Linked DNA regions of Mus musculus: all the other regions are linked to region 4. A link is a loop called in an ENCODE intact Hi-C map of the cell type or tissue named here. Cell type or tissue: heart. All regions are shown on one strand. Each heading gives the region's core, and the rest is flanking DNA. Links, peaks and the distances in the headings are about the cores only.

Region 1 (4,929 bases), core at 337-4,336, 280 kb before region 4:
ACCTGCGTGACAGCTCACAACTATCTGTGATTCCAGTTTCAGGGAATCCAATGCCCTCCTCTGGCTTCCAGGAGCGCTAAATGAACACCGTGCACAGACTTGCAGGCAAAACACTCATACACATAAAATAAAAGTAAAACGTACAAAACAAATGAATAACATGAACTACTGCCTCTGGCCCAAGCTGAGGCTCACTGAGATGGTGAACCATCCTAACAAAGACACTGAAAACTGACCTATGTCAGTAACTGGGCTGTAAGGAGAATACACACTTACCTAGGGAGACCAGGTTCTGGTGAATTCTCTTAAAGTACACGTTGTTCTGCAGTAAGCTAACTCCTCCTCCTCCAATCCAGCGCTTAAAGGTCACCAGCTCCTAAAACACCAGAGAATACCCCTAAGCGATTTAAAAAAACAAAACCCCCAAAACCGGGAAAGAGCTTAAGTTGAAACAATGTCTCTCACTTCAGGCAGCCACTGAATTGCCAGACTCACACCCTAGGGGTGGGTGTGGCCTACCCCCCACCCCTACCCCACCCCCTCAATCCCCACAGCTGACCAGGTCTTTATGTCTTCAGTCTCTCATAAAAGAGGGTAAAAAAGAGGGGTGGGAAGGCTGGAGAGATGACTCAGAAGTCAAGAGCACTGACTGCTTTTCCGGAGGTCCTGAGTTCAATTCCCAGCAACCACATGGTGGCTCATAACCATCTGCAATGGAATATGATGCACTCTTTTGGTGTGCCTGAAGACAGCGCACTCCCAAACAAAAAATAAAAATAGAAAAATTCCAGACTTTTCAAATCTTGTTCTGATTAAAATGGGATGTTGAACAAATCAGGGCAGGGAGACAAGAAGGGAAGCATTCAGTATGAGCGCAACTCGTAAAAGTGAAGACAGCCTTAGACAAGTGGGGGTGGGGCGCATTAACAGGGAAGATCTAGGAATCAGAAAAGATCCAAGAGCCATGACAAAAGACAGCTTAACTCACTTGCTGTCCAGAAGATGGCAGAACATCTTTGCATCCTGATTCTGCTGGCCACAGGTTTCCCTGTATCCTGAAAGCGCAGGGTCCTGAGCCTAGAGAAGAAATATAACCACCACACTGAGTCCTCTCTGGCCACAGCCTGTCGCCCGCGTATCACCCTGTCCTACTTTGAAGCCAGCAGTATCCCTGGGCTTCCCTTGGCAAAGCAAACGATCATGGAGACCACTTCTGTTCTCAGCAAAGTCGAGCTCCAGTCATTTCCCATTCTAAACCTCTCCGTGGGCTTCCCACAGGTTTCTAAGTAAAGCAGGAGTTCTCTGCATCAGTGCTTTCTTACCTGTCAATCAAGTTCACCAGGGAGGGGCCTGGAGAGATGGCTCAGCCCTTTAAGTGAGCTTAATGCTCTCACAGGAGGACCCGGGTTCTGCTCCCAGCACCCACATGGCAGCTTGAAATCATCTATAATTCCACTTCTAGGGGATCCAATATATTTTCTGACCTCTGCATACATGTGATACACTATATTTATTCAGATGTGTACACACACACACACACACACACACACACTAAAATTCAGGTAGCTTCAACTTCTAAATAGCAAATCAGAAGTTTACAGGAACCACATGAAGACCAAGCTACATACTTGTGAGGATTAAATGTTACTGACATACACTGCCGTAGGTCTTTGTTTTTGTTTGCTTTTTGTTTTTGAAAGGCAGCCTTTAAGGACCCCTTCCTACATTTTCAATCACTAATTTGTAAGATGACAGGATCACCTTACCCCAAAAGCCTGAACTTACAATCATCTTTTATGGAGGTCTTTTCCAGGTGATCTTTTCAGTAATTTCCTGTTTCTTTCTCAGACTCTATGCAATTTTTCCCCATTCCCTTCTAACTTCAGCTCAGCTCTGTGTATAGCTAAGCTAAACTTTTAACTTCTAGGACAATACCCTGAGTGTCCACATGAGGCACTGTAACACCATGTATAGAATAAAACCCGTGGCAGGTGGTCTAGCTTTTAAAAAGAGAGACTTGTGACTAAGGGAAAGGGGGTGAATTTGGGAAGAGTTGGGGACACGGGATAGTATGAGCAAAACTCATTGTATGAAATTCTCTGAGAACAAATAAAAAAATTGAAAAGAGGACAAGAGAGAATAATGCAAACCAGAAGTGTAGCCTCTGCAGGTCTAGAGCCTGATGGCCAGGTAAAAAATGTTGAAATGCTGTTTGGTGGCACCTGTAAACCCAGGACTCACAATGTGAAGCAGGAGGATTGCAGTGATTTCAAGGCCAGCTTCAGCCACATAACAAAATTCTTTAAAAAAAAAAAAATGGAATCTAGGAAAGCTGCAGTCCCTAAAGGGATAGGACCTCTACAGGAAGACCAATTAGTCAACTAACCTGGACTCTTGCGGAGCTTTGATTGGTGAATCATCAACCACCAACCAAAGAACACAGATGGGCTGGACCTAGGCCTCCCTGCACATATGGAGCAGATGTGCAGCTTGGTCTTCATATGGGTCCTGAACAACGAGAGCGGGGCTATCCCAAAAGCTGTTGCCTGTATGTCGGATATGTTCTTCTAGCTGGGCTGCCTTGTCTGGCTTCAGTGGGAGAGGAAGGGCCTAGCCTTGCAGAGACTTGAAGTGCTAGCAGTGGGGATACCTGGTGGGGGGAGGGGTGGCAGGGGGAACCTCACAGGCTCAGAGGTGAAGGGCAGGGGTTGGGGCAGTTAGGATGTGAATTGTGTAAGTAAGATTAATTAATTAAAAAAAATTCTGGAATCATAAGCACAGGCTATTTATTCAATCTTGTGTCAAAAAAACAAAGGCAGTAGTGCCTCTTGCAAAGCTGCTACTTAACAGAGTCAAATGAATTAATAACACAAACCACCTACAGGAATACATGGTTTGTATTAGTGCCCTCTTTCCCATCACTCTTTAATAGCTCTTTCAGAACTTTCTATAATATCCTGGGATCATATTGATCCTTCTTCTCTAAATTCTCCCAGACCCAACCCCTTTCTTTACCCACCTGTGTTTTGTTTTGTAAATCAATCAAGTCCAATGTGTACTGCCCATATTCTCTCAGGTGTGTGGCCATTTATTTAGCGGAGCATGGTCAACTTATCACCATCATGGAGAGAGAAGGTGGGCTCAATGAGCAGCTTAATTTTTTTGTTTTTTTTTTCTGTGTCAAAGGTGAGGCGTGCCTGAATCTAGCCACATGCTCTTTTCTGTCCATGCCCCAGCCCTCCTGCTAGAAATAGCTATGATCCCAGATTTTCCCTCCTCTGGGTATATATGTAATCTAATATATATTGTTCTCTTGGTATATACATAGTGTGTACTTAATATATTTTGTTTGTGGTTGGAATTATTTTTATTCAAAGGACTAGGGGCTTTGTTTCCTTAGTGTTGAAAGCCCCCTAGTTCTAACCTAGTAACCTGAATTCCTGAGACTGATACTGGAAAAGGATGAACTTGCAGTCCCCATATTTTAGATCCTCTTGCACTGGACATTTAGCCATTCATTAAAAGTTCACTTTTGGGGCTGAAGGGTTAGTGCTTAAGAGCACTGTCTGCTCATTCAGAGGTCCTGAGTTCAATCCCCAGGAACCACATGGTGGCTCATAGCTTTCTATAGTGTGATCTGATGCTCTCTTCTGGCATGTATGTGTACATGCAGAGCGGGCACTCATATACACAAAATCAATAAATCTAAAGAAAAAAGTTCATTCTTGCCCTAAAATAAAAAAGATAAGAAAAAAATCAGTATATTTATACTGAACATATCAAGTCTAGATTCTTTGGTAGTGTTGATTTTAAAAGAACACTGCCTTTTAAAAAGTTATGCACGTATGTGGGTATGCAGGTGCCCCACAAAGCCAGAGGCATCATTCTCCCAGGAACTGGAAGTACAGAAGGTTGTATGTTGCCTGGTATGGATGCTGGGAATTGAACTCAGGTCCTATGTAAGAGCAATACACATTTTTAACTGCTTAAAGGAGGAGGTATACATGAGGAGGGACAGTGAGAGGCAGGGTAGGGCTGAGATAGAGGAAGAGCTGGGTTGACGCTGTTCTGGGGAGTAATCCAAGATACAGCCCAAGATCTTGGGTTTCGGGAGGATGTGGACCAGAGGCAGCCTGGGGGGAGGGAAATGGAAAGCCCTGGGTGCACAAGACAATGATGGGACAAAAAGGCCATTTAGCCACGACTCTTCAAAGTCAGCCTCCAACCATAGGTTCTTTCTCACAAGCCTATCCAACTCTTCATGCACTATGCACTCATTTTTCCACAGCAAGCTCACCAAAGCCCCCACGGCATAATACATTACAGGACCTCATGCCACCTATTTTTGTCGCCTCCCTCAACCCCATGTGTCCCCTACTGCCCCAGCAGGTCCATAGTTCCCATTATGGAATCTCAATTTTCTCAGACACTCCAACACTCACCTGGCTCTCTGAAGGTTCTCGGCAGACTGAATTTCCAGAAATTTCCTGCTCCAAATTCCTGGGAGAGCGCATGCCCAGTCAGAGGTTCACGCATGCGCACTAGGGCAACTCCCACTCAGTGGGGGTGGGGAATAACAATTCACGGGAGTGGGTGGGGGCTGGTGGGGCCTCCCACGCAGTGAGAAGGGTCACGTGGTGGTGGTGGTGGTGGTGGTGGTGGTGGTGGTTGGGGGGAGGGGTTCGATGGGGGAACCTGGCAAGGATAGAGTTGGCGTCCCAGAGGCAGTATTGATGCAAGCAACTCTCTGTGACCTTCGAGTTCATGCCTCAACTTACTGAAGAGTTGCTACATAATTTCAAAATTTTGAAAATTAAAAGTTAACGGTGAAATTATTTTCCTATCATGGGTGACCAGATTTTCACACACACACACACACACACACACACACACACACACACACACACGCAATTACCCAGGTGACCATTT
Region 2 (4,929 bases), core at 660-4,659, 250 kb after region 4:
AAGCATTGAACAGGTTATAAAACCTTAAAACCATCATGATATCAATAATGTTTCAATCCAGAATTTTTCTGCTCTTGTATTATGTTTTCCGTGGGGTTTTAGGTATTTGGTGATTTGCTTACTTTCAAAATGGTTTAATTTGTAGCTCTTATAATTTTATTTGAACAGAATCTGAAAGTGTTTGCCTGTTTTTTTTTCTTCCAAATATTTTACAAATTTCTTTTTTTTTTTAAATTAGGTATTCATTTACATTTCAAATGCTATCCTGAAAGTCTCCTATATCCTTCCCCTCGCCATGCTCCCCTACCCACCCACTCCTACTTCTTGGTCCTGGTGTTTCCCCTGTACTGGGGCATATAAAGTTTGCAAGACCAAGGGGCCTCTCTTCCCAAAGATGGCCGACTAGGCCATCTTCTGCTACCATTGCAGCTGGAGACACGAGCTCCGGGGTTACTGGTTAGTTCATATTGTTTCACCTATAGGGTTGCAGACCCCTTCAGCTCCTTAGGTACTTTCTCTAGCTCCTCCATTGGGGCCCTGTGTTCCATCCAATAGCTGACTGTGAGCATCCACTTATGTGTTTGCGAGGCCCAGCATAGTCTCACAAGAGACAGCTATATCAGGGTCCTTTCAGCAAAATCTTGCTGGTGTATGCAATAGTGTCTGGGTTTGGTGGCTGATTATGGGACGGATCCCCGGGTGGGGCAGTCTCTGGATGGTCCATCCTTTCGTCTCAGCTCCGAACTTTGTGTCTGTAAGTCCTTCCATGGGTGTTTTGTTCCCAATTCTAAGAAGAGGCGAAGTGTCCACACTGTTTTCTAATTATTTCCATATTGGATAATTGGCTCATTACTGTTACCTATATGAACACATAATTTTTATTGTTATCCAGAATTCTGTGGACAAGTCAGTGGTCATGTGTTAATGGCCAAGTGGCTAATTGCTAATTGAAGACTATTAATAAAGCTACAAAGAACATAAGTATTCCGATCTTTTTTTGGAGAATGTATTTTACTTATACTAGTGATTTCAGTTAAGGTAACTTATATTTAAAAACTTCAAGATGGGTTTAAATTAATTGAGTCCATTGTGGTTCACAGCATCAGGAAAAATATGGAACATTGTGTGAGCTTGGTCCAAGAAGAAAACATTTCCTAGCAGAGAAAGACCAGTATTTGATGAAGAGTATGTGAGTAGCTGCTCTCTCCTGCTAGAACCTCCAAACCAGCACTTGAGAAAATCTTAAGAGGCTGAAGAGATGTCTCAGCAGTTAAGAGGTCAACCAGTGTACCCAAGTTCAGTCCCTAGCACTTCTGTTAGACTGCTAATGCCTGACCTTTACCCCCGCTCTGGGGGATCTGACACCCTCTTCTGGCCTGCGTGGGTACACATAGAGATAAAAATAAATATTTAAAAAAGAACGAACGAAAGATAAAGATCGCAAACATCGTCTTAGGGGTAATGCACAGCCATATTAATCGCATTCTGAACAGCTACAGATGGCTCCAAATCCAGCTTCTCCCTCCAGACACCCAGTCCTCACCCAGCTCTACTTTACCAGTTCATAGATATGAAGAGATCCCAAGAGACTCCAAAACATCAGATTGTTGTTGTTTGGTTTGGTTGGTCTTACTGATGCCATATGACTCAAACAGTTCTAAGTCTTTTTTTTTTTTTTTTTCTTTCTACTCTGTATTTTCTGCTGCAGTTCCCTAAGCCCAAGAGTCTGAAAGGGTGGGGTCCACCCTGGGATCTGGAATCTAAGGCTTATTTGAGATAACGCCAGGGGTCCTTCTTATCACACAGGACCGGAACTCGATCCTAGACGTTGTTTATCCCAATCCTGCGCTTTTCCGTGAGTGGATTATTATTCTTATACTTTTAGCAGTTTCCAGAATCCTGATTGGTATGCATAAAATTGCCACTGAGACCGACTGAGAAGGTGGAGGAGCTAAGGAAACTACATTACCCACAATTCATAGAGTGGCAAACGGCTGGACCAATGGTCTCTCGGAAAGATCTTTTCTGTGTTAGGGCCGCAAGCTATGGGCGAGATTTCCTAGATTTTTCTAACTCTGCCCAGTGGTCCTTGTAGCTGCGCTGGGTTTGTTGTTGTTGTTGTTGTTGTTGTTGTTGTTGTTTTCTCCCTATCGGAGATACAAGAGTGTGGCGTGGTGACTAAGATGGGCAGAGAGGACAGGTGAGGAGCTCTGTCGCCACCAACCGGCCGCGGTGAGGGATGCTCCAGCATTTGCAGAGTACTTGGGCTGCTGCCTCAGTGGCAAAACCTGTTGCGTTCTCCTGAGTGAGAGACGAGTATAATAACTCAAGTGATTCCAATTTTTTAGGTTTTTATCATAACTATTTTTAAGTTGATTGTAGAATTCGATTTGGTGTGTGTGTGTGTGTGTGTGTGTGTGTGTGTGTGTGTGTGTGTGTGTGCAGGTGTCTCTGGGGGTGAGATGGCAGCGGCAGATTCACCTTTAACAGGAGCTACAGAGCATTGTAAGCCTTAGATCCCAGATCCCAGGGTGGACCCCACCCTTTCAGACTCTTGGGCTTAGGGAACGCATGTGCTCCTAACTGCCAGGTCATCCTTAGTCCCCTTTTCTTATTTCTTTTAGCCTATAGTAATTAAACAAACGAGTTTCATGTAATGTTTTCATAATGCATATCACATACTTTGTTCATTTTCATTCCACTATCATCATCATCATCTTCTCCTTCTCCTTCTCCTTCTCCTTCTTCTTCCTTCTTCTTCTTCTCCTTCTTCTTCTCCTTCTTCTTCCTTCTTCTTCTTCTTCTTCTTCTTCTTCTTCTTCTTCTTCTTCTTCTTCTTCTTCTTCTTCCTTCTTCTTCTTCTTCTTCTTCTTCTTCTTCTTCTTCTTCTTCTCCTTCTCCTTCTCCTTCTCCTTCTTCTTCCTTCTTCTTCTTCTCCTTCTTCTTCTCCTTCTTCTTCCTTCTTCTTCTTCTTCTTCTTCTTCTTCTTCTTCTTCTTCTTCTTCTTCTTTTGTATTTATTTTGCAATAGCATACCACTCTAACTAGCATGGAACTCACTATGTAGACCAGGCTGGACTTCAGCTAACAGAGATCCAGCTGCTTTTTGCCTCTGAGTGCTGAAAATAAAGGTTTGCACCACCACACCAGGCGCTTCTCTTTGTAAGATCATAGTTCTGTCAGATGGGAGCAGGACTCTTCTGTCCTCATTTAAACTTAATTATCTCCAAACAGAGACTGCCATTGAGTATGGTCATACTGAAGAATAGAATGTTGACGTGAACTTTGAGACGCATAGTTTAGTCCAGGCAGTCCATAGATACTTGCTTTCCAGCTGAAATTTGCTTACTTCGGGTTTTTTTTTTTTTTAGCTTTTTTTTATTAGTTATTTTCTTTATTTACATTTCAAATGCTATCCTGAAATTTCCCTATATCCTACCCCCACCCTGTTCCCCTACCCTCTCACTCCCACTTCTTGGCCCTGGTGTTCCCCCGGACTAGGTCATATAAAGTTTACAAGACCAAGGGGCCTCTCTTCCCTGTGATGGCCGACCAGGCCATCTTCTGCTACACATGCAGCTAGAGACACGAGCTACAGGGGTACTGGTTAGTTCATATTGTTGTTCCTCCTATAGGGTTACAGACCCTTTCCGCTCCTTGGGTACTTTCTCTAGCTCCTCCATTGGGGGCCCTGTGTTCCATCCTATAGATGACTATGTGCATCCACTTCTGTATTTGCCAGGCACTGGCATAGCCTCACAAGAGACAGCTATACCAGGGTCCTTTTAGCAAAATCTTGCTGGCATATGCAATAGTGTCTGGGTTTAGTGGCTGATTATGGGATGGATCCCCGGGTGGGGTAGTTTCTGGATGGTCCATCCTTTTGTCTCAGCTCCAAACTTTGTCTCTGTAACTCCTTCCATGTGTATTTTGTTCCCTTTTCTAAGGAAAAATGAAGTATCCACACTTTGGTCTTCCTTCTTGATTTTTTTTTTTTTTTGTGTTTTGCAAATTGTATCTTGGGTATTCTAAGTTTCTGGGCTAATATCCACTTATCAGTGAGTGCATATCACATGAGTTCTTTTGAGATTTGGTTACCTCACTGAGGATGATATCCTCCAGAGTCATCCATTTTTCTGAGAATTTCATAAATTCATTGTTTTTAATAGCTGAGTAGTACTCCATTGTGTAAATGTACCACATTTTCTGTATCCATTCCTCTGTTGAGGGACATCTGAGTTCTTTCCAACTTCTGGCTATTATAAATAAGGCTGCTATGAACATAGTGGAGCATGTGTCCTTATTACCAGTTGGAACATCTTCTGGATATATGCCCAGGAGAGGTATTGCTGGATCCACCGGTAGTACTATGTCCAATTTTCTGAGGAATCGCCAGACTGATTTCTAGAGTGGTTGTACAAGGTTGCAATCCCACCAGCAATGGAAGAGTGTTCCTCTTTCTCCACATTCTCACCAGCATCTGCTGTCTCCTGAATTTTTGATGTTAACCATTCTGACTGGTGTGAGGTGGAATCTCAGGGTTGTTTTGATTTGCATTTCCCTGATGATTAAGGATGTTGAACATTTTTTCAGGTGCTTCTCAGTCATTCGGTATTCCTCAGTTGAGAATTCTTTGTATAGCTCTCAACCCCATTTTAAATATGGTTATTTGAATTTCTGGAGTCCAGCTCTTTGTATATATTGGATATTAGTCCTCTATCTGATTTAGGATTGGTAAAAATCCTTTCCCAATCTGTTGGTGGCCTTTTTATCTTATTGACAGTGTCTTTTGCCTTACAGAAGCTTTGTAATTTTATGAGATCCCATTTGTAAATTCTTGATCTTACAGCACAAGCCATTGCTGTTCTCTTTAGGGATTTTTCCCCCCTGTGCCCATATCTTCGAGACTTTCCCCTACTTTCTCCTCTAT
Region 3 (4,929 bases), core at 597-4,596, 350 kb before region 4:
TGGTACAACCACTCTGGAAATCAGTTTGGCGGTTCCTCAGAAAATTGGATATAGCACTATCAGAAGATCCAGCAATACCACTCCTTGGCATAAACCCAGAAGATGATCCAACTTGTAATAAGGAACCACTCAGGAAACCAATCTGACAGTTCCTGAGAAAATTGTTCCATCTGAAGACCCATCTGTACTACTACTGGGCATATACTCAAAAGACGCTCCAACATATAACAAGCACACATGCTCCAGTACGTTTATAGCAGCCTTATTATTATAGCCAGAAGCTGGAAAGAACCCAGATGCCCCTCAACAGAGGAATGGATACATTTACACAATGGAGTACTACTCAGCTATTAAAAACAATGACTTCGTGAAATTTGCAGGCAAATGGATGAAACTATAAATTATCCTGATTGAGGAAACCCAGACACAAGAGCGCACACATGGTATGTACTCACTAATAAGTGGATTTTAGTTAAAAATATCAGACCACCCACAATACAACATATAAACCATATGGAGCGTAAGAAGGAAGACTAAAGTGTAGTTGCTAAAATCCTACATAGAACCTGGAAGAAAACAATCACAGGAGGTAGAAGGAGGGAGGGATGTGGGAGGCAGGGAGGAGGGGGAGTGAAAAAATCAGGGGCAGGTATTGGAAGGGACAGGAGAGAAGTAGAGAGGGTTAGGAAATTGAATAGAAACATGTAGCAGTGGGGGATGTGAACTGGGGGTAGCCACTAGAAAAGTCCCAGACTCCAGGAAGTGAGAGGCTCCCAGGACCCAACAGTGATGACTTTAGCCAAAATACCCAACAAAGGGGAGATACAACCTACATAGACCACCTGCAGTAGATAGGCACAGCCCCAGTTGAGGGATGGGGGCACCCTCCATCTCAAAAGTTTTAACCCAGAAATGTTCCTATTCAATGATGGGCCCTATTTGGCCTTGAGGACAAACCTGAGCCTGGCTTGATTTTCGAGACCTGTCATTCGCTTCTACTCCAGAATGACCTATAGACCTGAATGAGACTGCTTCTGACTAGCTACCACGGATGTATAAATTCCTGATAAGCCCTGTGAGATCACCCCACACACCTCGTCATCTCACCCCATATTTCTATCCCCACCTCTTTGCCCTGTTTATATAAACAAATTGCTGCCACATGTGGTTCTTCTCCGGTGTCCAACTCTCACCATCCTGCTCAGCCCTGGAGAGACCTGACAGGTCTGGGCTTCTCTCCTCGAAGCTACCTGCCGGCAAAGAGCTGACAATACAATGGAAAGACAGGGACAAAAAAAAAAGTGGAGCACAGACTGAAGGAGAGACCACCCCACCTAGGGATCTATCTATCCCATCTTCAGACACCAACCCCCTAAACTATTGCTGATGCCACAAAGAGCTTGCTTTCAGCAGCTTGGTATGGCTGTTCTCTGTGAGGTTCTTCCAGCACCTGACCAATACAGATGCAGATACTCAGACAACCATTGGACTGAGCCTGGAGACCACAATGGAAGTACTAGGGGAAGGAATGAAGAAGCTGAAGGGAACTGCAACCCCATAGGAAGAAAAATATTAACTAACTGGGCCACCCAGAACTAAACCACCAACCAAAGAGTACACATGGAGAAATCCATAGCTCCAGATACATATATAACAGAGGAGGGTCTTATTTGACATCAGTGGGAGGGGTGGTCCTTGGTCCTGTGGAGGTTCGGTGCCCCAGCACAGGGGACAGCTAAAGCAGTGAGGCAGGTGAATGGCTAGAGGAGCACCCTCATAGAGGCAAGGGGAGGGAGGAGAGGAGGGATAGGATGGGGGTTTGTGGAGGGGTAACTGGGAAGGGGGATATCATCTGAAAGGTAAATGAATAAAATGATTTTTAAAAAGGGGGTGTAGCTGCACACCCTAAGTAAATTGAGCTGAGTAGAGGCCCAAGCTGTAACCCAAGAAAGTTGGGGGCTGCTTGGGCACAGGACTGAGACTAATTGGTTTGGGGGCCATTATTGCCAGAAATGCAGCCTCTGCAGCTGAGGATGAGCAGCTGAAACAGGGGAGGAGCTGACTTCGCAACGCATTTCTCACAGGCACAGGGGGCATCTCTGCCCATGCTTGAATTCCTGTGCTCTCGCCCCCTCATGCTCACTTATCTGTGTCCCCACATCTAAGTGGACAGCCAAACCCCATTCTCCCAGCCACCTGCACGGTGTCAACTGAATCCTGAAATCAAGTGCACATGCAGTGGGCTGCAGTCAGCATCCATGCCTTGAGTCAGCCACACACGGGCATGGGATAGGGTTTGGGCCAATTTTCCAATTGAGGAAAAGCCATAACAGGTCACACATAGGAAATGGAAAACAGCAGAGGCTCAGAAGCTGAGTTTTTTCTGCAATCAACCTCTAAGAGAATCAGATACCACTACAGTATCCTAAATCGAACACAAGAGGGAGACAAAGACACAGGAAACTTGGGATCAGGTAATAGGGGGTTGAAGTAGATAATTTCAGAGAGCAATGGAGATGAGCATAAAGATGACAAACATAATAAAGACTTTTTGGGTGCTTATGTAGTGCTCATTTAAAACGGCTCAGAATGGATGGAAAAGTCTAGAGAAAATCGTAAAGAGAATCTGTTATGAATATCACCTGTCAATAAAAAAGCTGATGGCCAATGAGCTGAGGCAGGAAATGTGAGGTGGGACACTGTCAGAAAGAGAGAGGATTCTAGGAAATAGGGAGAGAATAAAAGAGGATGCAGGGAGCCACGTGGGAGGAGATTCCAGGAAACGGATAGGGAGACGGACATAGCAGGTAGCTGAACTCAGGGAGCCACCGAGGAAAACGCAAGGATGCAGGCCAGGACTGAAGGAGAGATAACTAATCAAGTGACAGACACAGAATAGTTTGAGTAGGTTAAATAACTTACGAGCTAGTCAGGAAATGAGCCAAAGCCTATGGCCTAGGTATTTTTAATTATAAACAGTCTCAGAGTTGTCATGCCAGGAGCAGGGGCTGAGAAAGGAAAAACAGATTTAATAAATACATTTTTACAGGAAATCAACACCTTGCTAAATATAATTATTACATTGTTAAGTTTCACTCTTATCCTACTAATGTTTCAGTTTGCTACATCTTATCAAAAACCAAAGTCTTAGAAAAAGGATTAAAAATTTTTATAAGAGAGAGTGAAGGCAATGTTAGAACATTAAAGGAAAATTAGAGACATTTGTAAACAAAACTGAGGAGGATACTAAAATAGTAAAGATAGGGAAACAAACATTACAGGGAATTTTAGAGACATGTATAAGCAAAATTTAGGGGGAGATTAAGATAATAAAGATACAAGAAAATAAAAATAATAAAAACTGGAGACAAGTCTTGGAAGAAAATTTACAAAAAAAATATGAGTAAACTTGAAGTAGTTATAAGACAGAGTGAGAAAGTAAGGCCAGAACAAAACCCTAAAATGATTTCCCAGCCTTGAGAAGGAACTTGGAAGGAAATGAAGGAAATCCATATGGTTACCACACATTTGAATGGCAACCTATAGAGGCTCAGGATTTTAAAAGGTTTAAGACCCAACAAGCAGCTGAAAGAGTCAGATGCAGATATTTACACCCAACCAATGGACAGAAGCAGCTGACCCCTGTTGTTGAATTACAGAAGGCTGAAAGAAGCTGAGGAGAAGGGTGATCCTATAGAAGGACCAGCAGTCTCAATTAATCTGGACCCCCGAGATCTCTCATACACTGGACCACGAAACAGGCAGCTTACAGCAGCTGATAAGAGTTCACCACACACATACAGTAGAGGACTTCCGAGTCTGGGTTCATTCAGAGATGATGCACCTAACCCTCAAGAGACTGGAAGCCCCAGGGAGTTTAGAGGTCAGGAGGGGTGGGGATGGGGACATCCACATGGAGAAGGGGTGGAGAGGAGGTGTGGGATGTGGAACAGTAGGGTGGACGGGGGTGGGGGTGGGAATAAAATATGGAGTATAAAAAAATAAATTTTAAAAAAGGAAAAAAAACAAGCTTGAATGGGATCATTGGGCACAGGAGAGAGAGGGGGGGAGGGAGGGGGAGGGAGGGAGGGAGGACGGACAGACAGACAAGCAAGCAAGCAATAATGAGCTATGGCCTCAAATACATAGGACAAGGCTGAACAACAGAGAGGAACTGAATCATTTACAAAGATAACCCAGGGTTCAAACGAACCTTTTACAAAGACTGACCACAGCTCCAACTATTAGAGAATTTTTAATTGAATCTTTAGCTTTTGAAAATGCTAACAGTAAATGCAAAAAATTAATTAGACCATTAAGAACAAGATTTGTACCTCTTTATGATGGATTAAAACAACTGCAGACACAGAAATAAATGTTCACAATGTCCATTGCTGTGTCTGTGAAAGATCAAGTTATTCCCTAAAGAACTGTAACCAAATAGTTCCTAAAGATAAATTCTTCTATAACAGGAATAATTCTAGAAGAAAGTTTCCTGTGAAATATAGAAGATGTGGAAGAAACAGTCGTATTGCTCGTGAGTTTGGGTCATCCAAAGATGTAGTACACAATTCCTTAATGTCAGAAAACAAACTTTTCTGCTGGGCTTTGCTTAAGACCCAAAACAACAGGAGCATTCGTTTCCTGTACACCAAGAAGAGGTATTTCTGAAAAGCAATTTTAAAATTCAAGGCCTGAAATGTGAGGAGCGGGTGCAGCCACCGCCCCAAGATGGCACCCGGGACAGCTGCCAGGTCTTCTGACCTGTGCCTGACTTCCTCATTACCTCAGACTTAGCCACAGCCCAGCCGCCTGCACTACGCAGCTCGCCTGAGGTGTCATCACTTGCTGTGAACCTATGGAGTGCCATTATGTGACTGGGGTGATTGGGAGGAGTCAGTAGGGTATTTAAGGTGCGCCCCGGGGTTG
Region 4 (4,929 bases), core at 672-4,671:
AGGATGCTGAACCCAAAAAAACAAACAAACAAACAAACAAAAAACCCAAAAATGGTTCCACTTTTTCTGGGTGTGGTGGCGCATGCCTTTAATCCCAGCATTTGGGAGGCAGAGGCAGGCCGATTTCTGAGTTCGAGGCCAGCCTGGTCTACAAAGTGAGTTCCAGGATATCCAGGGCTACACAGAGAAACCCTGTCCTGAAAAACCAAAAAAAAAAAAAAAAAAAGAGAGAGACAATGGGGACTAGAGAGATGGCTCATTGGTTAAGAGCAATGACTGCCCTTCCAGAGGACTCGGGTTCAATTCTAAGCACCCACATGGTAACTCACAGTTGAGATGGGTCAGTGGTTAAGAACACTGACTGCCCTTCTAAGAGGGGTTCAGTTCCTAGCACCTACATGACAGCTCACAATTGTCCCTAACTCTAAGATCTGACATCCTCACACAGAAATACATGTAGGCAAAACACCATAAAATTAAAATGCATAAATTATTTTTAAAACTACATGATAACAATAAATGTAATTCTAAAATATTTTTAAAGGTACTATGCCCACCAGAGGGATATATGGCAAAGTTACAGTGGAGCAGCAGGAACAGGAGAAAAACATGGTCGTTAGTGAATTACACTGTGCAAATACAGAGCCTGGGCTTGTGGAGAGAAGGCAGCCAGAGTGTTTACCATTTCCCTGGCAGCCAAAAGAAAGCTCTACTCTCAAATCAGCAGCGGAATTTTCCACTGAGCTAAAGGCCAGGCTTCATTCCGGGAGTTATATACCTCCCTGTGTAATTAAGGACGGAAAAGGTCTCGTTTAGACATAAAACAATGTGGACAGTCTTCTGAGACTGTCTGTTTAAAGTCACATCTGTCTAAAGAGCCATCTGGCTTGCAAATTTCCCCTTGATTGTATCCTTCATTTTCATCCAAATTTTGAGAGCTGACAACATTGAATTTTATAATTTGCAGGCTTTATTGCTTCAGGGTGGGAGGGTTGGGAGGGTGAGACAGGGTGAGGGTCTCACTTGGAGCCAAGGTTGGCCTGGAATGATGTGGCCTAGGTTGGCTTTGAACTCTCAAGATCCTCTTACCTCAGCCCTGTAAGGCTGGAGTTTCTAGGTGTGAGCCACCATGCCTGGCAATTTAATTCTTAAGAAGTGTTTATCAGTGTCTGGTAAAAAAATCAGTGTTTAGTGGGATAGTTTATGGAGTTTACTTCTTTGATACAGTTTTAACTAAAAAAGAAGCATTTTATATTATAATTTTGAGTTCTTTTTTAATCATTATCACCATTACTAGGTTTAGGAGTTGGAGATGTTTTTGTTGTTGTCCTTGTCTTGAAACAAAGTATCACTATGGAGATGCAGCTAGCCTCAAACTCTTGAGATCTGCCTCCCTCTGCCTCCTGAGTGCAGTGAGCACCACCACCAAGGCTATTTGGGATTTTGAAAAGATGTGGTTCTACAAAGTCCACGCTTGCTTACAACATCAAATCCAGAATGAAATCTGGCAAAAACAAAACAAACAAGAGCCGGGTGGTGGTGGTGCACACCTTTAATCCCAGCACTTAGGAGGCAGAGACAGGCAGATTTCTGAGTTTGAGGCCAGCCTGGTCTACAAAGTGAGTTCCAGGGCAGCCAGGGCTATACAAAGAAACCCTGTCTCGAAAAACTAAAAAACAAAACAAAACAAACAAACAAACAAACAAAAAAAGAAACAAAGGGAGGGGGAGGCAGGCAACTCTTTGTGAGTTTGAGGCCAGCCTGGTCTACAGAGTGAGTTCCAGGACAGCCAGGGCTACACAGAAACAAAACAAAACAAAACAAAACAAAACAAAACAAAACAAAACAAAACACCTTCTCCAGATCAGTTCACACAAATTGTAACTCTTTGTTTTGTCTGTCTGTTTGTTTGTTTGTTTTTTCCTGATGTACTCCCACAGTTAGCTATTTTGTGGCTTCTTTCTTCTTCCAACAACCTTGTATCTTCATGGGAGTCGCCCCGGTGTCTTTGGCACAGAGCAGACTTCTTTAGTGTTTGGTACCAATATCCACACCTGATCTCTGCTCTGCAGTTTGCTCGCCATTCGAACACAAAGTCTTAGAAGATGGGGTTTGAAATCCACAGTATTTGGCAGGATTGCCCGAATTGGAGAAACTCAATGAACTTTTTTGTTTTTTTTGTTTTTTGTTTTTTGTTCTTTTTTAATTCTTAGGTTTTGTTTCCCAAGTACTGGGAGTTGAGCATAGAACCTGTGCTTAGAGGAAAGTGCTGCAGCCACAAGCTGCATTCTAGATTCATTTTCATTTTTGAGGTAAGGTCTCATATAGCTTGATTTTATTTTATTTTTTATTTTTTTGGTTTGGTTGGATTTTTGCTTTGTTTTGAGACAAGGTCTTACCACCTAATCCTAGCTAGCCTTGAATCCATTACGTAAATCAGGCTGACCTTGAACTCAAAGAGACCTACCTGCCTCTGCTTTCTCATTACTAGGCATAAATGGGCATGCCGCCACATCTAGCTACGGGGATAAGCTGGTTTGGAATTCCACAAGTAGCTAAGGATGGCCTCAAATTCCTCCTTCCAACTCTTAAGTGAAGTTGAACTATAAGAATTATATATATTTACAGTACACAACATGGATGCTCTGATATATGTGTCAATCAAACTATTGACAAACCATCCCCTCTCCATGGTGAGAACATTTAAGATCTGTCCTAGTGACTTCCAAGTAACATTACCATTAAATTGAATTGTTACACTGTCCGAAAGAACATGCAAAAGAAGAAATGGGAGCCCAGAAGCCAAAAAAAACCTCCACCCAATGACACACAGGCCGGTGTGAGATGCAGCCAGAGTATAAACTCAAATCCTCACGCCCTTGCTCTCCAGCCCTGCTGCTGTGCTGGCCTCCTGACACTTGATAGGTAAGTGCAGTCTGCTCCCCGGCTGCCTCCTTCTCGAAGCTCATCTATCCTTGTCCCTGTAGGGTAAATGCTTTGAAATATTTTAGAGCAACTGCAGCAACATCTTAAGAGGCCCGATTTCCCTAGTCATGCTCAAACTGTTTTCATCAATATCCTATGTGCGCCACCTGCTGGCCGATGACTGCAGTTACTGATGAACGGCCTTAAGGCTCTAGAATGTTCCAAAAATTCGATGAACGCAGAAGTCCCAGCACTGAGGACGGGTCTGTGTAGCAGGTTCTAGGGAAGCCTATGTTACATGAGAACCTCTCTAAAAAGTCAAATAAGCTGGGAATGTGGATCATTTGATAGATTGCGTGCCTAAAAAGTGCAAAGCCCTGGGTTCAATTCCCAACAAGGCCTAATCCAATCCTGGGGAAGGAAGAAAAGAAAGAAAGAAAAGAAAAGAAGGAAGGGAGGGAGGGAGGGAGGGAGGGAGGGAGAGGGGGGGAGAAGAGAGACAGAGACAGAGAGAGACAGAGAGAGCCAAGGTCATCCTCAGCTACAGTGAGTTTGAGGGCAGCCTAGCTCAGACTAAATGAGACCCGGTCTCAAAACAAAACATCAAAGAAGTTCCCTGGGTACAGTATACACCCATACCTTTTTAAAAATTCCTCTCCTTCCCAGGTTTAAACATAAACAATGCCTTGTTTTGTATTTTCAATACAGGGTTTCTCTGTGTAGACCTGGCTGTCCTGGAATTCACTCTGTAGACTAGGCTGGCCTTGAACTCAGAGATTTGCCTGTCTCTACCTCTCAAGTACTGGGTTTTAAGGCCACCACTGCAGAGCTATTAGACATAAACAATGTCAACCAGTACTCCAAAGGTCCCAATGACAAACCAAGATAACATATCACCGAAGTTTATTGGGCTTGCTTGCTTGCAGAGCATAGGTGAGGGTTGTCCATAGGGACGTGGATGCAGAGACGAAGGTCCTATGTGTTCCAGCCCCTCCCTTAGGTCACATATACTCTGGAGAGAGTCCTGTGATGCTTCCCACCCCTCCAATGAGAAGAAGAAAAACTGTCAAGGGGGCCCCTTTTGCATGGTGGTGGCTGCTGAACTCCCCATGATGGCAGTGGCTCGGCTCAGAGGCTAGACACACGCACTGCTCTCCCGAAGTCATTCCTCTGTGTACTTCTGTCTTCTGATCTCTTGGGTCGCCAGCATGCTGGATGTGGGCCTAATCCTAATTCTGACAACACAGGATTTGGGCAGCTGGGGGAGTGCAGACAGTTTGAAGGGGCTCTGGCCAGTGTGGTGAGTGCAGCTCTGGCAAGCCTTGCCCTTCTCCTCCATTCCCTCTGCCTTGCTAAAACCCCTTAGACTACATTCCTAAAGCTAGCCTCCAAGGTCTAGTCCCTTATTTGGCCACTTGCTCCTCCCTAGTCTGACTACCAAGGTCCAGCTATCAAAGTATTAAAGTCCAGCAGTCAAAAGCCCCCTTTGGCTCACCTAATAAACATGCCCAATTAAAATTAAACACCTCATCCTAGCACAGGGTTTCCCCTTTACCTTTATAAACTGTCATGCTCCTCGGTGCCACGTCTGTTTCCTTCAGAGGCAGTCCTTTGTTCCATTGTCCTTTGGGACAAATATCCCTATAACCTCTCCCTTCTTCCCCATCCTCTGCCTCCTGTGTCTCTCTTACTTCCCTGCTCCTTTGTGCTTAGAACTTGGTCTTGGGGGTCCCGAGATGATGCTTTTCCTTTCAGTAGCCATCCATCTCTCAATGGTCTGGTTACACAGTGCCTCTTGGGAGATGTCTTAACCTGACCCCAAACTCAGCCTGAGACATCTCCCCTAACACCTGCTGACTTGGCCCAGCTCCCTCCTCAGCCCCAGAAGTAGCACCAGATTCTCATTTTAAATACATTCCAGGGTCTACAGACAGATGTGCTGAGAGGAGGATTTGAGGAGAAATATCCTTTGTTAATGTCGTCCGCTCACCATGGGAGAGACTG
Region 5 (4,929 bases), core at 502-4,501, 580 kb before region 4:
AAAAAAAAGAAAGAAAGAAATCCCCAGGGCTGTAGAGACGGTCAGCAGTTAAGAGCACTGGCTACACACGTGGCAGGTCACAACTGTCGTAACTCCAGTTCCAGGGCACCGGACACGGACACCCACACCCAGACATACAAATAGGCAATACACCAATACACGTAAAATAAAAAAAAATAATCATTTTTAAAATGCCCCATGCAGGTACTTGTCCACCAACTGATCTAATGGAGATTACTCCCTCAGTTAAGGGTTCCTCTTCCCAGAGGATTCTAGCTTGTGTCCAGTGGAAAACAATCGAGCCGGCACACCCTTTGGATCTTGGGTAGCTAGTTTATGAAGTTATGCCACAACCTTAGGTTCTTCCTTCCTTGCCATTTTACCACAGCACCATGATTCCCAAAGTCGTGCCAAGTTTTCTGTGCCCAGTCCCCAATATTTTCTGACTTGTGTCTTCATGGTTTTGGTTTGGTTTGGTTTGGTTGTTATTATTGTTCTTCCAGACAGGGTTTCTTTATGTAGCTGTCCTGTAAGTAGCTCTGTAGATCAGGCTGGCCTCAGACACACAGATCTGTCTGCTTCTGCTTCTTGAGTCCTGGGATTAAATGTACGTGCCACCACTGCCCAGCTTTGTCTTCACAACTTAAAAAAAGATCTTTTTGGTCTTTTCTCCCCTTCTCTCATATATTACATCCCAACTGTAGTTTCCCCTCTCTCCCTTCCTCTCCCCTCCCTTCAGTATCTTCCTCCCATCTCTCCTCTCCCCCAGACTCCCAACCTCACCCCTGCCTCCCTTCCAAAAAGAGCAGGCCTCCCAGGGACATCAACCAAACGGGGCATAACAAACTACAATAAGACCAGGCACATGCCAGCACATCAAGGCTGGATGAGGCAACTCAGAAGGAGGTGAAGGGTCCTTCCTATAAGCATGAAAACGGAGACAGGCCCTGCTGACACTGTAAGGAGTTCTGCTCAGCCATAACATATGCAGACCCTAGGTCAGATCCTACAGACTCGCTGATTTCCAAGAGACCCACAAGTCCATGACTTCGTGCCTTGTGTTCTTGTGTCGCTAACCCCTCTGGTTTCCCTTCCTCTTTCTCCACATGACTCCCAAGCTCCTTCTAAGGTTTGGCTGGAGGACTCTGCCTCTGTTCCCGTCATTTGCTGGATAGAGTCTCGCTGGTCTCTTTGATGCAGTTTTGCTAGTCTTAGAACAGTCCGCAGGCAGGGCAGATCGTAGGTTGAAGGTTTTGTGGTTGAATTGGTGTTCTAGTCCCAACCAACCTTGCCTGGTTACAGAAGATGGCTAGCTCAGCCCCATGTTCCCCATTGCTAGGAGTGAGAAGGATTTTATATGTTGACACACCAGCTGATGTTTGCTGTTACCTCAGTGTAACTGCTTTGTAAGAACCAGCAATGGTTGCCTCCATTTCTCTGTTGCTGAATATTTACATTGCTTAAAAAAAAAAATTCTGCTGAGCATCTTACCCATCCATGTTTTGGTGAGGACTGGGGAGTTACATCCACAGGAATGTCTCCAGGGTGGAGATCTCACAGTAGATACCTGGATCATGCATCATCATTCACTGCAGCCAAGCTTGAGAACTGTTGCTGGGTCTGGACAGCAGCCACTCTCCAGCTGCCACCAGCTGTTAGTTAGAATATCACCGAATTGGACTCAGTACTTAGGGAGACTTCTGGCTAGAAACTGCATTGAACCGGTGGCCTTTTAGGAGTCCACAAAAAGGATATTTCCCACCATCCTTTCCAGTAGAATTAGGATTGGTCTGGAAGCCAGGCCTACTGAGTACACAAATACACTATTATTAGTGGCTTAAGGAGCCCCTTCTTTTCAAGGCATTGAGTCTGGGGTAACTTGTCCCAGAAGTGAATGTCTAGCTGGGGGAAGCATGTGAGAAAATTTTGGCTTAACAGAGCAACATCTCTGGCTGGATTGATGAATCAGTGGTGAAGAGCACTGGCTGCTCTTTCAGAGGACCCTGGTTCAATTCCCAGCAACCACATGGCAGGTCAGAATTTAACTCCAGTTCCAGGGGATCCAACACCCTTAAGAGAGCAACATCTTAGTAGTAGGACCCAAACTATCCCATGTTTTGAAAACAGATTGGCTGAGTGTGGTAGTGTGTAACCCAAGAGCAGCACCGTGGCCTAGAACTTCCGGGTAACAATATTCCACCAAAATAAAATAAAATAAAATAAAATAAAATAAAATGGGGGCTGGCAAGCGGGTAAGAACACTGACTGCTCTTCCAAAGATCCTGAGTTCAAATCCCAGCTACCACATGGTGACTCAAAACCACCCGTAATGAGATCTGAAACCCTTTTGGGGTGGGTCTGAAGTCAGCTACAGTGTACTTATAATAATAAATAATCTTTGGGTCAGAGCGAGCAGGGACTGAGGGAACGGAGTGGACCGAAGGGAGAGGGACCGAGCAGGGCCTAGTGGGGCAGAGTGGGGTTGAATGGAGCGAGCAGAGGTATCCGAAATTCAATTCCCAACAACCACACGAAGGCTCACGACCATCTGTACAGCTACAGTGCACTCACATAAATAAATAAATAAATAAATAAATAAATAAATAAATAAATAAATAAATAAGCCTTTAAACATAAATAATGAATGAATAAATGAATAAATAAAATAAAGGTGTAGTTGAACACTCTTACCAGCAGGTGGCACTAGAGTACCGTGAAACATCCTTTCATACCTTGGTGCTTTTAAAGGTTATTAAACACCCTTTCCTCTCTCCTTGTGTCAACTCCAGATTGAGTCCATATCTTCTGATCCTTTGTGTACAGGAATATAGTAATTTTTTTTTGGTTGAGACAGACTCTCACTATGTAGCTAAGGCTGGAATTTCAGGTAAGCACCATCCCTGATATTTTTCCCCCTTTATCCAATCCAAGGCCTTCCCAGTTTCAGGATTTAGCACTGAGCTGCCTCTGCAACTTCAATAAGACATTGAACCCAGTGCAATTTACCTTCTTCCCCTACAACATGGTTTTCGTGTGTCAGCTGAATTCTGGCATCCTCACCCCCACTGTAGAAACAGCAACCCAAGGAGCTTAATACTGAAAAGACGGAGTTAGCCAGAGCCAGGCCTACCCTAACAGGCTTTAAACTGACTCTGCAAAGTCCACACCTGCATTCCATCTCGATGTATGCTGGATCCATGCATGCAGGATTTCTGCAGAATAAACACTCTTTGACATTGCATTCTATTTGGGTCTTTGCAAGTCATGGACCCTTACAATACATCTACCCTTTACCTCAGTTGCAGGATTAGACCATGTTGTTCTCTGTCTAGGAACACAAAAAAGTACAGAAAGTCAGAACAGGTGTCTAGATAGTGAGACCAACAAGGAGGCCTGTATCCATCTATCTCTCTCTATATCCATACCTATCCACCTACCATCTGCCTCTCCATCTATCAGTAACTCATGTCTATTTGTCTATTCATCTACCATATATTCTTCACTCTGCTACCACCCATCTATTTTTTTTCATTATTTCCATGAGTGGAAAAATAGCCTTTTGTTATTTATAAGGCCATTTCAGTCACAAATGAGTTTCTGTTGATGAAGTCATTACATGTTTTGTTTTGCAAATTTATGTTTTCTTTACTTCTACACCTCCAGTTTCTGGAAGCTAAAAGTGTTTTTTGAAAGAGGATTTCATTCTAGCTGAGGCTGGCCTGGAACTCACTATGAAACCAAGGCTGGTTTTGAATTTGTGGCAATTCTCCTGCCTCAGCTGAGTGCTGAGGTAGCAGGAATCAGCAGCTACACTCAACATGGTTCGTTAAGGAGGGTTTTCCTCAATGGGGGAGTTGAGAACTCTTTAGGGGGGGTCAGCCCACCCTTCCACAGGGGTTGCATATCAGACATCCTGCATATCAGAAACTTACATTACAATTTATAATAGTAGCAAAATCACAGTTATGAAGTAGCAATGGAAATAATTTTATAGGTGGGGGTCATCACCACAGGAGGAAATGTATTAAAGGGTTGCAGCATTAGGAAGGCTGAGAACCACTGTGGTAAGGTACTTTACATGACTGCAGGGGAGCCACCCAAGTGCTAAGACAGCTGTAACTCACAGTTTTATCTTTGGAGTGTGTGTGTGGGGGGAGGGAGGCGAGGGTGTGTGTATGGAGGCATGGGGTGGATAAAGGTAACATTGATTAACAGTAGCCCATGACTTAACCAATCATACCTACCTAATAAAGCCTCAGCTTGGCCCGCCCCGCCCCGCCCCGCCCCGCCCCGCCCCGCCCCCAGTCCCTGCCTCTGCCTCCAAGCAATGCAAGGCTTTCAGAAAGACCAAGAAGAATACAGCCATGTGCTAGGGGAGTGACACACTTCAACCCTGTGGGGAGAGAAACTCCAATTCTTACTTACTTCTGCACTTTGTCTTCAACTTGTTCATTTGTGTCCTTTAAAGTCTCCTATAAACAACAACAACAACAACAACAACAACAAGAGAATCCTGTGTTTTCCTGATATCTTTCACGCTAGCAAATGAATAGAACTCAAGAAGCACAGGTGGTAGAAACTTCAGCTTAGAGTCAGAAACACAGGTAAAACAACTGAAGTTTGGGAGTTCCATCTCAAACAGTGGGGAGTTTTGTAGGGCCAAGCCTTCAATTCCAGGTACTGTCAAAACTGAATTGATGACAACTAGCAGATATCTTTTATGGAATAGGTTTTCAAAGATGTTGAAATGTTATCTGAAGAAATCAGGAAATGTATGACACACCCTCCCTACTTTATATTTCTTTATAGCCCCCCATTTGTCAGGTCTGCTTTATCTGTGGAAATTAAGATCCAAGAAGCCAGGGAACTGTCTTTGCTTCTTCTCTCTCTTCATCCACATGGCCTCGTTTTATTTGTTTCAGCTTTTAA

Evidence for each region. A loop is a pair of places that touch in the nucleus more often than their neighbours do. Peaks named below come from ENCODE experiments on the same cell type or tissue, not always from the same donor. Only the 100,000 strongest peaks of a DNase experiment are listed, where the experiment ranks them.
Region 1: it touches region 4 in a loop (9-fold over the local background); 20 of 42 quality-filtered maps call a loop at or near these places.
Region 2: it touches region 4 in a loop (4-fold over the local background); 15 of 42 quality-filtered maps call a loop at or near these places.
Region 3: a loop joins it to region 4, with 5 times the contacts of the local background. A loop is called at or near these places in 20 of 42 quality-filtered maps.
Region 5: it touches region 4 in a loop (18-fold over the local background); 23 of 42 quality-filtered maps call a loop at or near these places.

What each region holds. Positions count from the first base shown.
Region 1 is chr7:6,657,871-6,662,799 of GRCm38, forward strand. It overlaps Zim2 (zinc finger, imprinted 2), which reads right to left and starts at 4,498. Exons shown (of 5, transcript NR_131759.1): 1 at 4,443-4,498; 2 at 989-1,077; 3 at 277-376. In heart, for the core only: a CTCF peak has its summit at 1,953; no DNase peak of the experiment used is centred there.
Region 2 is chr7:7,186,268-7,191,196 of GRCm38, forward strand. No RefSeq gene overlaps it. Among named protein-coding and RNA genes, the nearest start is that of Zfp418, 17 kb to the left of the region's middle. In heart, for the core only: a CTCF peak has its summit at 2,216; a DNase peak (open chromatin) is centred at 2,144; H3K4me3 peaks cover 810 bases; H3K27ac peaks cover 347 bases.
Region 3 is chr7:6,584,117-6,589,045 of GRCm38, forward strand. No RefSeq gene overlaps it. Among named protein-coding and RNA genes, the nearest start is that of Olfr1350, 17 kb to the left of the region's middle. In heart, for the core only: a CTCF peak has its summit at 2,427 (motif pointing right); no DNase peak of the experiment used is centred there.
Region 4 is chr7:6,934,229-6,939,157 of GRCm38, forward strand. The region is part of intron 5 of Usp29 (ubiquitin specific peptidase 29); the gene reads left to right. Among named protein-coding and RNA genes, the nearest start is that of Zim3, 40 kb to the right of the region's middle. In heart, for the core only: a CTCF peak has its summit at 3,100 (motif pointing left); no DNase peak of the experiment used is centred there; H3K27ac peaks cover 270 bases.
Region 5 is chr7:6,356,680-6,361,608 of GRCm38, forward strand. No RefSeq gene overlaps it. Among named protein-coding and RNA genes, the nearest start is that of Zfp78, 4.2 kb to the right of the region's middle. In heart, for the core only: a CTCF peak has its summit at 2,694 (motif pointing right); a DNase peak (open chromatin) is centred at 1,632.